Linked DNA regions of Homo sapiens: region 2 is linked to region 1. Evidence: chromatin contacts called from ENCODE Hi-C data. All regions are on one chromosome and are shown on one strand. Each heading gives the region's core, a stretch centred on a gene start or an enhancer-like site at or near the end of the contact. The rest is flanking DNA. Distances are from core to core; before and after follow the strand shown.

Region 1 (5,036 bases), core at 160-2,659:
CCTACCACACCAAGTGATACAGATCCTTCAGAATTCTCCTGGGCATGTTCTGGCTGAAGGAAGAAATTACCTTTTTGCTCACGGACTTTTTCCTTGCTTAATCCTACTTATACCTTTGTTTCACTAGCATTGTAGACAAAATCATTAAAACAAGAAAGCCAGATTTCCTTAGAATGGGCTTGTGCATTTAAAATTAGACTGATGTTGCACAATCCTATGAATATATTTAAAAAAACAGTGAATTGCTTAAATATACTAATATGTACAACTATTGCAAAAACTGTATGGTATATAAATTATATCTCAACAAGGATGCTTTAAAAAAAAAAAACCCAGAGTGTATGACTTAAAAAACATTTCTATTGTTTTTGAGTGGCTTCCAGAAGGGCTCCTTGTACATCAGGTGCCTGGGATGACCTCCTTGCCCATTCATTTCTTATTCAGTCCACATTAACGGAGTCCACCGTTGGGCCAGGCACAGGGATAGCAGGGGTAGGGACCCAGCTCCTTGAGGATGAAAGACAGGTACAGAGGCATGAATGCTTGTACCTGAAGACGCACTAATTTTTTGGGTTGCGGCTTCCAGTGACTATTGCAAATTCGAGTACTAAAAAAGTTGATGTGATTTCACTATTTGGAAAATGTAGTGTTTTTGTTTCTTTTAATAAGTTACACTGAGTTACAGACCTGGTCTCAAAGCTTCAATTACAGTAACCGTTTACCCCTCTCAAGTGAGTTTTTGCAGACTAACAGATAAGTGAAACAATTACAAAATAAAGTTAATGCTGAAAACAATGGATCTTTATTAACATCAATGCCGGCTCACGGTATCTATTTTAACTCCAATCTATCCTCGCGGCTTTAAGCTCGCACAGGCGCTCCGCTCGGTCAAGCCGGGGTAACGCGAGGAGGAGGAGGTGGGTTCGCACATCCTCTCTCCACTTCTTTCGGCCTTGGCCCTTTCGCAGGTCCAGGCGAACTGGAAGCGCCTTTCCCGAGCACGGGCGGGGAAAAGGGGCCGAGCGGAGCGGAAGAACTTCCTGCAGCCAAGGGCGCCCGCGTTCTCCGCAGACACCACAGTTCGGACCCGGATTGGACCCATCGTTTGCGGTTCGCGGGGCAGAATACGGGGCACGCTTCGGGCCCCTGCCCGGCTGAGCGCGGGCGAAGGGCGGACCGGGCCAGGGCGAGCGGGTCACGTGCGGCCGGGAGAGGCGCCGCGGGCCGGGAGTGTGCAGGAATGTAGCAACTTGCAGCGAAAAGTTTCCCTGCGCTGCCGGCCGGGCCGCGGTGCGGGCGGGCGCGCAGAGGAAGGAAGAGCCGAGAGGAGGCGGGGCCGCGGCGGCGCGGGCGGGCGCTTCTCCTAACTTTAGTTTTGGCGTTTGAGGCGAGTTTCTGTCTCAGTCGGGCGCAGCCGCCGCCAGGGAAAAGAAAGGGAGGAAGGAAGGAACAAGAAAAGGAAATAAAGAGAAAGGGGAGGCGGGGAAAGGCAACGAGCTGTCCGGCCTCCGTCAAGGGAGTTGGAGGGAAAAAGTTCTCAGGCGCCGCAGGTCCGAGTGCCTCGCAGCCCCTCCCGAGGCGCAGCCGCCAGACCAGTGGAGCCGGGGCGCAGGGCGGGGGCGGAGGCGCCGGGGCGGGGGATGCGGGGCCGCGGCGCAGCCCCCCGGCCCTGAGAGCGAGGACAGCGCCGCCCGGCCCGCAGCCGTCGCCGCTTCTCCACCTCGGCCCGTGGAGCCGGGGCGTCCGGGCGTAGCCCTCGCTCGCCTGGGTCAGGGGGTGCGCGTCGGGGGAGGCAGAAGCCATGGATCCCGGGCAGCAGCCGCCGCCTCAACCGGCCCCCCAGGGCCAAGGGCAGCCGCCTTCGCAGCCCCCGCAGGGGCAGGGCCCGCCGTCCGGACCCGGGCAACCGGCACCCGCGGCGACCCAGGCGGCGCCGCAGGCACCCCCCGCCGGGCATCAGATCGTGCACGTCCGCGGGGACTCGGAGACCGACCTGGAGGCGCTCTTCAACGCCGTCATGAACCCCAAGACGGCCAACGTGCCCCAGACCGTGCCCATGAGGCTCCGGAAGCTGCCCGACTCCTTCTTCAAGCCGCCGGAGCCCAAATCCCACTCCCGACAGGTAACCTCGTTGCCCCTCTCCCCGTTTCCCCGTCGGGCGGGCCTCAGACCGGGGGGGCGCTCGGGAGCCGCGGCCGCCAGCTCTGGTCAGGGGAGGGGGGTTGCGGGAACTCTAGCTGGGGTGGGGGTCCCGAGGCGAAGTGGAACTGGAGTCGTCCACTCCGCCGCGGTGACCAGCTCCCCACTCCTCCCAGAGTCCGGGGCTGAGATTTGTTTTTCCCTTCTGAGTTTCTCTCTGCGGTTGCAGCCCCGGGGGGCGTGCTTTCCCTCCTTCTTCCTTTCTTTCTTCCCGGGGTTCCCGAGAGGTTGGCGGGAGTGGAGGAGGGGTGGGGAGGAAGGAAGGGGGTGGGGAAAAGTCGGGCCTGGGCCGCGGTGGGCTTGCACAATGCGCGCGCCTCCGCGCGCTCCGCACCTTCGCTCCCGCCGGGCCGGGCTGGGAAAGGGGGAGGGGGGCCTCTGGCATTTGTGTGTGGGTGTGTTGCCAGCGGCGGCCGAGTTTGTGAAGTTGAGCCCTGGGCCCCTTTCCTTTGCGGCCTCTCGGTCCACTTCAGTCTCCTGGGGGAGTCAAATAATTGTTCTCTTGTTTTCCAGTGTTGATTAGAGGTGGGGGTAGAACCGGTCCATTTAGTTTTTTGCTCTTTCTTTCCTTCCCCCCTCCCGTTTCCCCTCCCCCTCCCGTAAGCATTTATTTTCCTCGCGGCTCAGGCGATTTCGGAATACAGGTTTCGGGCTTCCCCTGCCCAGACTTTCCTGGAAGTTGTTTATGGAGTTCTTTCACCCCTGCTCTTCCCTTGTGTGTTGGAACTTGGGCCGGCTTGCTCTTATCAAACTTAGTAGGTCGCGTGTTGGTTTCCCAGTTGTAGACTATTATTTACAGTCGGCTGAAACGCTTTTGAATTAGCCACATCTGTACGTTGCGCAGGAACTGAGTTGCGCTTTACAGTACCGAGGTTTTAACACAAGCCTTTGATAATACACTGCAGGTTGACTCATAGGCCAAGTCCTGCCTAGTTCAACTGTGATTAAAAGTTAATGTTTGGGAAGCGATGACTAATTCTAGGATCGCCATTGCTTTTTAATTCTTATTGCGGATATGAACATGGCTGCTATTCCACATACACAATGTTCGATTATTGTGCCAACTTGATTCAGCATAGAAGTGAAACTGTTTATAATGAGTGTTAACATTCCAATAGGTCCCAGTGGATTTGTTTTGTGTAGGGTTCTCTCTTTTTCTTTCTTTTTTATTTCTTCTTCTTTTTTTTTTTTTTTTTTTTTGAGAACTTGCTTCAGGCTAAACTTCAGCATAGGAACTTTGCCCAAAAGTTAATAGGTTTTCCAAATACTGCAATGTAGTTAGCCCACTCGGGATGTAACTTGAGTGGAAAGAAGAGTTACCGCCCCCACTCCCATTCCCTCTCCTATTTGCAGGCCTGTTGTATAGTCTCCTGTCGGAGACCAAAGGGTTTTGGAACTCAGAAAAAATCACTTAACCTGATGACAAAAACCCGGGTTAAGGAGGAGGAAAGAAGGAAAAACAATTTAGCTGCTTGCCTAAACACTTCAATTTGTCTTAGGTATGCTTTTTTCTCTTACCCCTCGAAGTGGGTTTATGGACTCATTGTGGGTAAATGTATGTTGGCATGCACCCTACAGACTGCACGGTATGTTTTCAAAGTATAATACACATAGATTGGATCCCCCATTTTGTGGCATCAGCCACAAAGAATTACAACTGGGAAGTGTACTTTTTCTTCTAGTAAATAATTTTTACAAGAATTTATATCCAGCAGTTCTAAAATTCATAAACTATTATAGTTTTGTTTGTTTTAAATAAGTTTTTAACTAAGTGTTTTGCATCTGTAAATTCGACTTTTATTTCTCCTAATGATTTCCTAAATCATACTTATTCTGATGGGAAACTCAAAAAGGTGTATCACTTTAAGGCATTAATGACTCTACTGAGTCCTTCCAGTTTCCTTACCTTTGTGAATCTAGGAAATTCTAACTTTTTGATAATCAAACTCTAATGCTAATTAAAAATATTTTAAAAACTATGCAAGATTATGAATAGTACAAATCTAGGTTGTAAATACTATTGTTCACAACACAAACTGGTGACTGTAAGTTCTTTCATATACATCCATTTTTCTATCATGAAAACTATTTTATAAAGGAGAAAACAGGCATATGGAAGTTAAGATACTTGTTCAGTGTCACACTAGCCAACTTAGACTGGAACTCAGATCTTTGGGGTCTGAATGCAGAATTTTTTCTGCTTGTATAGAGTTGTGGATGTGTGTGAGTTCTTAAGTTAAAATTGGACTGATAACATCTTTATCTTCTACATACAAAGATATAGTTGGGTTTTTTTCATCCTGTTCATTGTAGATGGCTTTTAAGAACATTTGGGCAGTTCAAATTTGTTGCTCTCATTAAAATTTGTGTAATTTGTTATGATTTCTTTATTGATGGCATTTTATCATGGTTGGAATAAATGACGAGGGCTTGATTTTTCTTGAGTTTGACCTAGAAAAAAAATTAATTACTTAAAACCTAGTAAAAAATACATATTCTTTGTGTTGTGTTTATACTTAGAACATTTTAGAACTTGGAAAAGCACCCATAACTGCACTGACCTCTTAAAAATTAGGTTTTAAAATTCACTATTATTTTTGGAATGTTTTATTCATTCAGTACTAGTTGCCCTTACATGTCTAGTGTGGACCAGGGGAAATTCATTAGATGGACTGCTCATCAATACAATTACAAACATTTATAAAATTTATATTAAAATTATATAATATTAAAAGTATCCATTTGAAAACCTGTGTTCTCCAGTGTCGAATATTAAATGTTGAAATTTTCCTTTGGTACTTAGATATTCGGCTGCAATTAAGCGCTGACTGGGAAAT
Region 2 (4,758 bases), core at 417-2,916, 690 kb after region 1:
GCTAGCAGAAAAGACCGCTCTTTCACTTTTCTAAGTGTATCACTAATTTTCTGAGTGGTAATAGAAAAATATATACTTCTATGAATGCATTCTTTCAACTAAATCAACCAATATTACAATGAAACATGAAGGGGTGGGAGAATTGAGAGAGGCAAATTTGATTGGCTTACCTCTGAAATTGTTGGTCCACCTTTCATCTTCATCAAAATGAGCATCCCCTCCAATACCTGGGCCTGGTTGAAAAGCATGAGCAAGATTTCCTCCAGGTCCATCAAAAGGAGAGTTGTCCCGATGATCTGAAAGAAACAATTCAACAAAGATTCCTTGTGGTTCTTATGTAAGCTAAGCCAGAAGGGCAAGCATTAGCTTTGTTAAGAGGCCAACAGACTTCCATCAACTGTGATGCAGTTTCCCTCTTCGAGCCCATAAAATCAACATTCATCTTAAACAATCAATTCCAGTTGCAAAGCTACGAGATCTAGGGGCAAGGTGAGGTTAAGGTGCTATAAGAAGAACTTACCTCCCCTGACAAAAGATATCATGATGTCTGCTTGACCCTCAGAGACCTTGGTGAATGTCAGAGGTGTGACATTACTCCAGAGTTGGAAGGCTTTCTCAATGGCATGGTCCACATCTGCTCTTGGCAAATCTGGCGTGTAATTTTCAATCCTTAGAATGAAACAAAATAGAGACACATTGGACATGACTTCTTACCACTGTCATGGGAAATAGCTCTCTCACTCTGGCCCTCAGTCTGCCTACCTGTAGGTCAGATGTGTTTGCTCCCAGCGAGGGTTCCCCTCAGTGAGGACAAACTGAGCCACATCAGGCACTCCACATCTGGGCTGCTTCATCACCTTCAGGGTTTCAGCATCTGGTTTCCCAGTCACTTTCAGCCCAAAGAATTCCTGCATTTGCTTCAATTTTTCAACCACTGGGCCACTATTTCTCCGCTTTTCAACTTGCCTCCCATCATTCTTCAGGTTGTAGTATTTTTCCAGGTATTTCTGACAAAAGAAAATTATCGAAACACTGCATGGGAAATCTTTCTCATTATTCTAAAAATTGATGGCATTAAGTTTTAGCCAAAACAGAGAACTGCTTTTAAACCTTGTGTTTAGATTTCGCAGTTGCTTTTATCCTTATTTTTGGTGAGAAATGAAATTTCAGAGTAGAAATGTCCCTACTATTAGTTATTGTGAAGTAAGAACTTCATAGTAGAGCAATTTTTGTAGAGCAAGATTTGCATACTGTTACAAGTCTACAATTTGTGGAGACAAGTTTGGATGTTGTTCCTTTAGTTCACTCTCACCTCCAACTGGAAAAAGAGAGCGTATGCATGGCTAGATACATTTTGGGTGGAGGGTGCTGTTTCTAGCAAAAAAAAAAAAAATCTCTTTATAAGAAACCTATCCTTAAAAAACTCTATTACATTACTGCAGAAAAATACAAACTAAAAATTTACATTATTGTCACATGCAATGCAGCATTTACCTGGACTAAGTCCACATCTTGCTCTTGTGTTTCTAGAGTCGCTGGGAAGCTGTGAGACACCACACCCCAGAACAGCAGCAGCAGCAGTGGAGGAAAGCTGTGCATACTGGCCTTTGTCTTCTTTCTCAGTGCAAGGTAAGTGATGGCTTCCCAGCCTCTTGCTGCTCCAATATCCCAGCTAGGAAGCTCCCTCTGTATATATAGAGTCCTTGCCCTTCCAGAAAGCCAGAGGCTGTCTGACTCATGCTTTATAACATCCTCTTGATTAGCTATGAATAGACTAGGCAATCATTAGAAATGGTGACTCCTAGCAGATTATTTGGAATCACTTGGTGTTGCAATGTCATGATTAACTTCAAACAAGATGTGTGCGAAGGAGACACACTCTGCCATGTAAACAGTGGTTTTCTCCAATTCATTTCTTTCCTATTTGAGAAAGGTTCTTGTTATATACACAGGTCAAAGAGTACTCCATGGTCTTTTTGAAAAAGACTGGTTCTGATGGTCATAAAGTGCTACAGGTTTCTCCACACACCTTGCTCCCAGGGCAGAGGGTGGAATTACTAACACTGCGCACCTGATGGCTGTTCGGCACCTGTACTGACTGAAGTTCAGCTCCCCCAGCACTCACTTTACGGTGGCTCTTCGGGGTTCTCTGAGGTTCCCTTCTGCCTTTGTTAAGCTGCCTGGTACCCTATTGCGATAGCACCATGGCTTCCCTTAATCTTTACTCAGAGCCAGGCATGGTGGCTCAAGCCTATAATCCCAGAATTTCAGGAGGCCGAGGCAGGGGAATCACTTGAGCCCAGGAGTTCAAGATCAGCCTGGGCAACATGGTGAGACCCCATCTCTGTAAAAAACAAACAAACAAACAAACATTTTTTAAAGTTAGCCAAGCATGGAGTCATGCACCTGTAGTCCTAGTCACTGAAGAGGCTGAGGTGGGAGGATCACTTGGGCCTGGGAGGTTGAGGCTGCATTGAGCTGTGATTGTGCCGCTGCACTCCAGCCTAGGCAACAGAGAGGGACCCTGTCTAAAATAAAATTTGAAAAAATTTACTCAGGCCTAGGATTTAAGAGCCTTACCTGAGAAGACCCCTCATCCACAGGCGGAGTATGAGATAACTCCCCACCCCTTGCCCATCATTATCATGGGACAAATAGGATCCTTCCCTGAAACTTGTCTGAATGTACCGGATGATGAAAAGGCTGGAAAGAGACTGAGCGTGACTCTGGGGTCTTATTTTTAATCATACTTGTTTCCCTTGATATGAGTCTATCTTCGCTCCTTGGTGCTAGGCAGCATTTATTTATTCTTTCATGTATGCATTCATTCATATATTTATGCATTCCTCCATTCAAAAGATCTTATTTAGCATCTCCTGCCCATTAAAATAAATACATGGCTCTGTAATGAAAGATGTGTATTCCTGTACTTATGTTCCACATTAAATTGTCTTGGGTACTGGTGACCGGTGTCACCAGTGCTATCTGTAGCATTCCTGGTAAGAAAAGTTGGTTTATCTCTGTAGCTCCCCTACTCATGCCCCACTCTCCTTCCTTGGAAGCATTTATTGAAAACATACAGTGGAGAAACACTGGCCTGTTTTATCACTTCAGCACCTTATGGTGTCTCCCACCTTTCCCACTGTATCAGGTTTGCTTTTCAACACTTTCCTCCCCTTATGGATTCCTGTTTTCTTTCTGCGTCAAGACTGATATCTTACTCATAAACAATACTTCAGTATATCTTGGATTGATTTGAGATAAGTCATATCCTTTCTAATTATTTAACTACAATTTCCTCATCTAAGTGGCATAACATGTGAGTTCAAGAGGGTAAGAAGAATGGGAAGACATTCTCACGAAAAGGAAATCCTCTTCTCAGAGGCATCAGAGGGAGGGTGCGGCAGAGACCAAAGAACACTTGCCACTGAAGTGACTCCAGCACAGACAAAGAAAATAGTGAAAGGGGCTCTTCATATTAGAGGGTGAACATAGACTATGTTTTAAAAGTCAAGGAGTGGCAGATATACTCGACTGTGAGGGAATCTAGTCACTGTGAAGACGTGACAAGCCTAGCTCCACTGAGGCCTGGGAAACAAGGGTGAGTTAATAGGTTAACTCAGGAAAGCAGCATGTGACCATCTGTGATTGGACAGGAAATTGCCTAAGACGTCACCCTGGAAGAGTCTCATACACTGTCCCATCTGGCAAGAGCCTGCACATCCTGCAATGTAGAAGTTTTCAAACTTTTATAAACCTCTGTATCCTTTACTTAAACAAAATCCCTTTTGGAAAGCAAATTTGAAAACCAGGTGAAAACAGAAGTTCTCTGATGGAAGTTGGAAATAGAGCCTTGGAGTCCCCCACAACCCGCCACATCATGCCTGCTTTTTCCTCCCTTCTCTAGCAAAGCTCCCTGCATCTGAGTCCAGAGCTCTCATGCTAAATGCTCATAGTGTTTCATTAAATGTCATAGTTGCTGACGTGGATTGGAAACTGGTTGCTTGAAACATCTTTTCGTTAATTTTTTTTCCTAAAATAAACGAAAAAAATTAAATTAAGTTTTGGTTAAGCAGCCAGCCTAGATTCACATGGCCCTGAATCTTGGAATTTCCAGTTAGGTATTCATGGAAGATCGTCTAATACAACATATGTAACTTTGCAGCTGGTGCTAGCATATGATTTATTTGAGAGTAAAAAAGAAAACAAAAATTTAGAACAGAAAGCTGGGGATTAAATCATACCAAATCCTAGCAATGCCTAAACTTAGCATAGTTTCCAAGAAGTTCAGAACATGTTAAAGTTGTATTTGCTCTTCACATCCATACTATTTGTTTCCTCTGGGAGCATCTTCTTCCCCCATAATTCTCTTTTAAATGTAATTTTCTGAAATTATTCCTTTACCCCTTATGACAAGCATAAGAGGGCTCTCGTGTGGCTGTGTCAGCTGACTCCGGACTATTTCCAGGCAGCCAGATTATTTCCGTGGTTTTCTTGGTTGCTTCATGCTGGCTGCTCTGTGAAAGGCCTCAAACATATTTGTATTTTTCCATATTAAACTTAGTCTTGAAATTTCAATCTTGCTTCATATTTTTTTATGCTGGGGAATTCAGCCGTTTTAATTTTGTAACTCCATTTGAGTGTCAGATATTTTTTCTATTTTTTTGTCCTGCAAGTCTTGAAATGGTCTTTAGCCAGAAACATTAAGTATTTAATGCTATTTTGTTGTGAGAGTTACACGTGGGAAAAATTTGCCCC

The links. Hi-C counts contacts between places; a loop is a spot of excess contacts on that map.
Region 2: a loop to region 1 is called in a map of endothelial cell of umbilical vein, with 4 times the contacts of the local background. The contact joins the promoter of MMP1 here to the promoter of YAP1-DT in region 1. A Hi-C loop is called at or near these places in 1 of 168 maps with a recorded cell type or tissue (endothelial cell of umbilical vein).

What each region holds. Positions count from the first base shown.
Region 1 is chr11:102,109,048-102,114,083 of GRCh38, forward strand. It overlaps YAP1-DT (YAP1 divergent transcript), which reads right to left and starts at 1,410. Exons shown (of 1, transcript NR_198976.1): 1 at 780-1,410. It overlaps YAP1 (Yes1 associated transcriptional regulator), which reads left to right and starts at 1,400. Exons shown (of 9, transcript NM_001130145.3): 1 at 1,400-2,122. The coding sequence starts at 1,802. RefSeq lists silencers at 1,123-1,172, 1,183-1,312.
Region 2 is chr11:102,796,494-102,801,251 of GRCh38, forward strand. It overlaps MMP1 (matrix metallopeptidase 1), which reads right to left and starts at 1,667. Exons shown (of 10, transcript NM_002421.4): 1 at 1,495-1,667; 2 at 763-1,007; 3 at 521-669; 4 at 171-296. The coding sequence starts at 1,599. It also overlaps the pseudogene WTAPP1.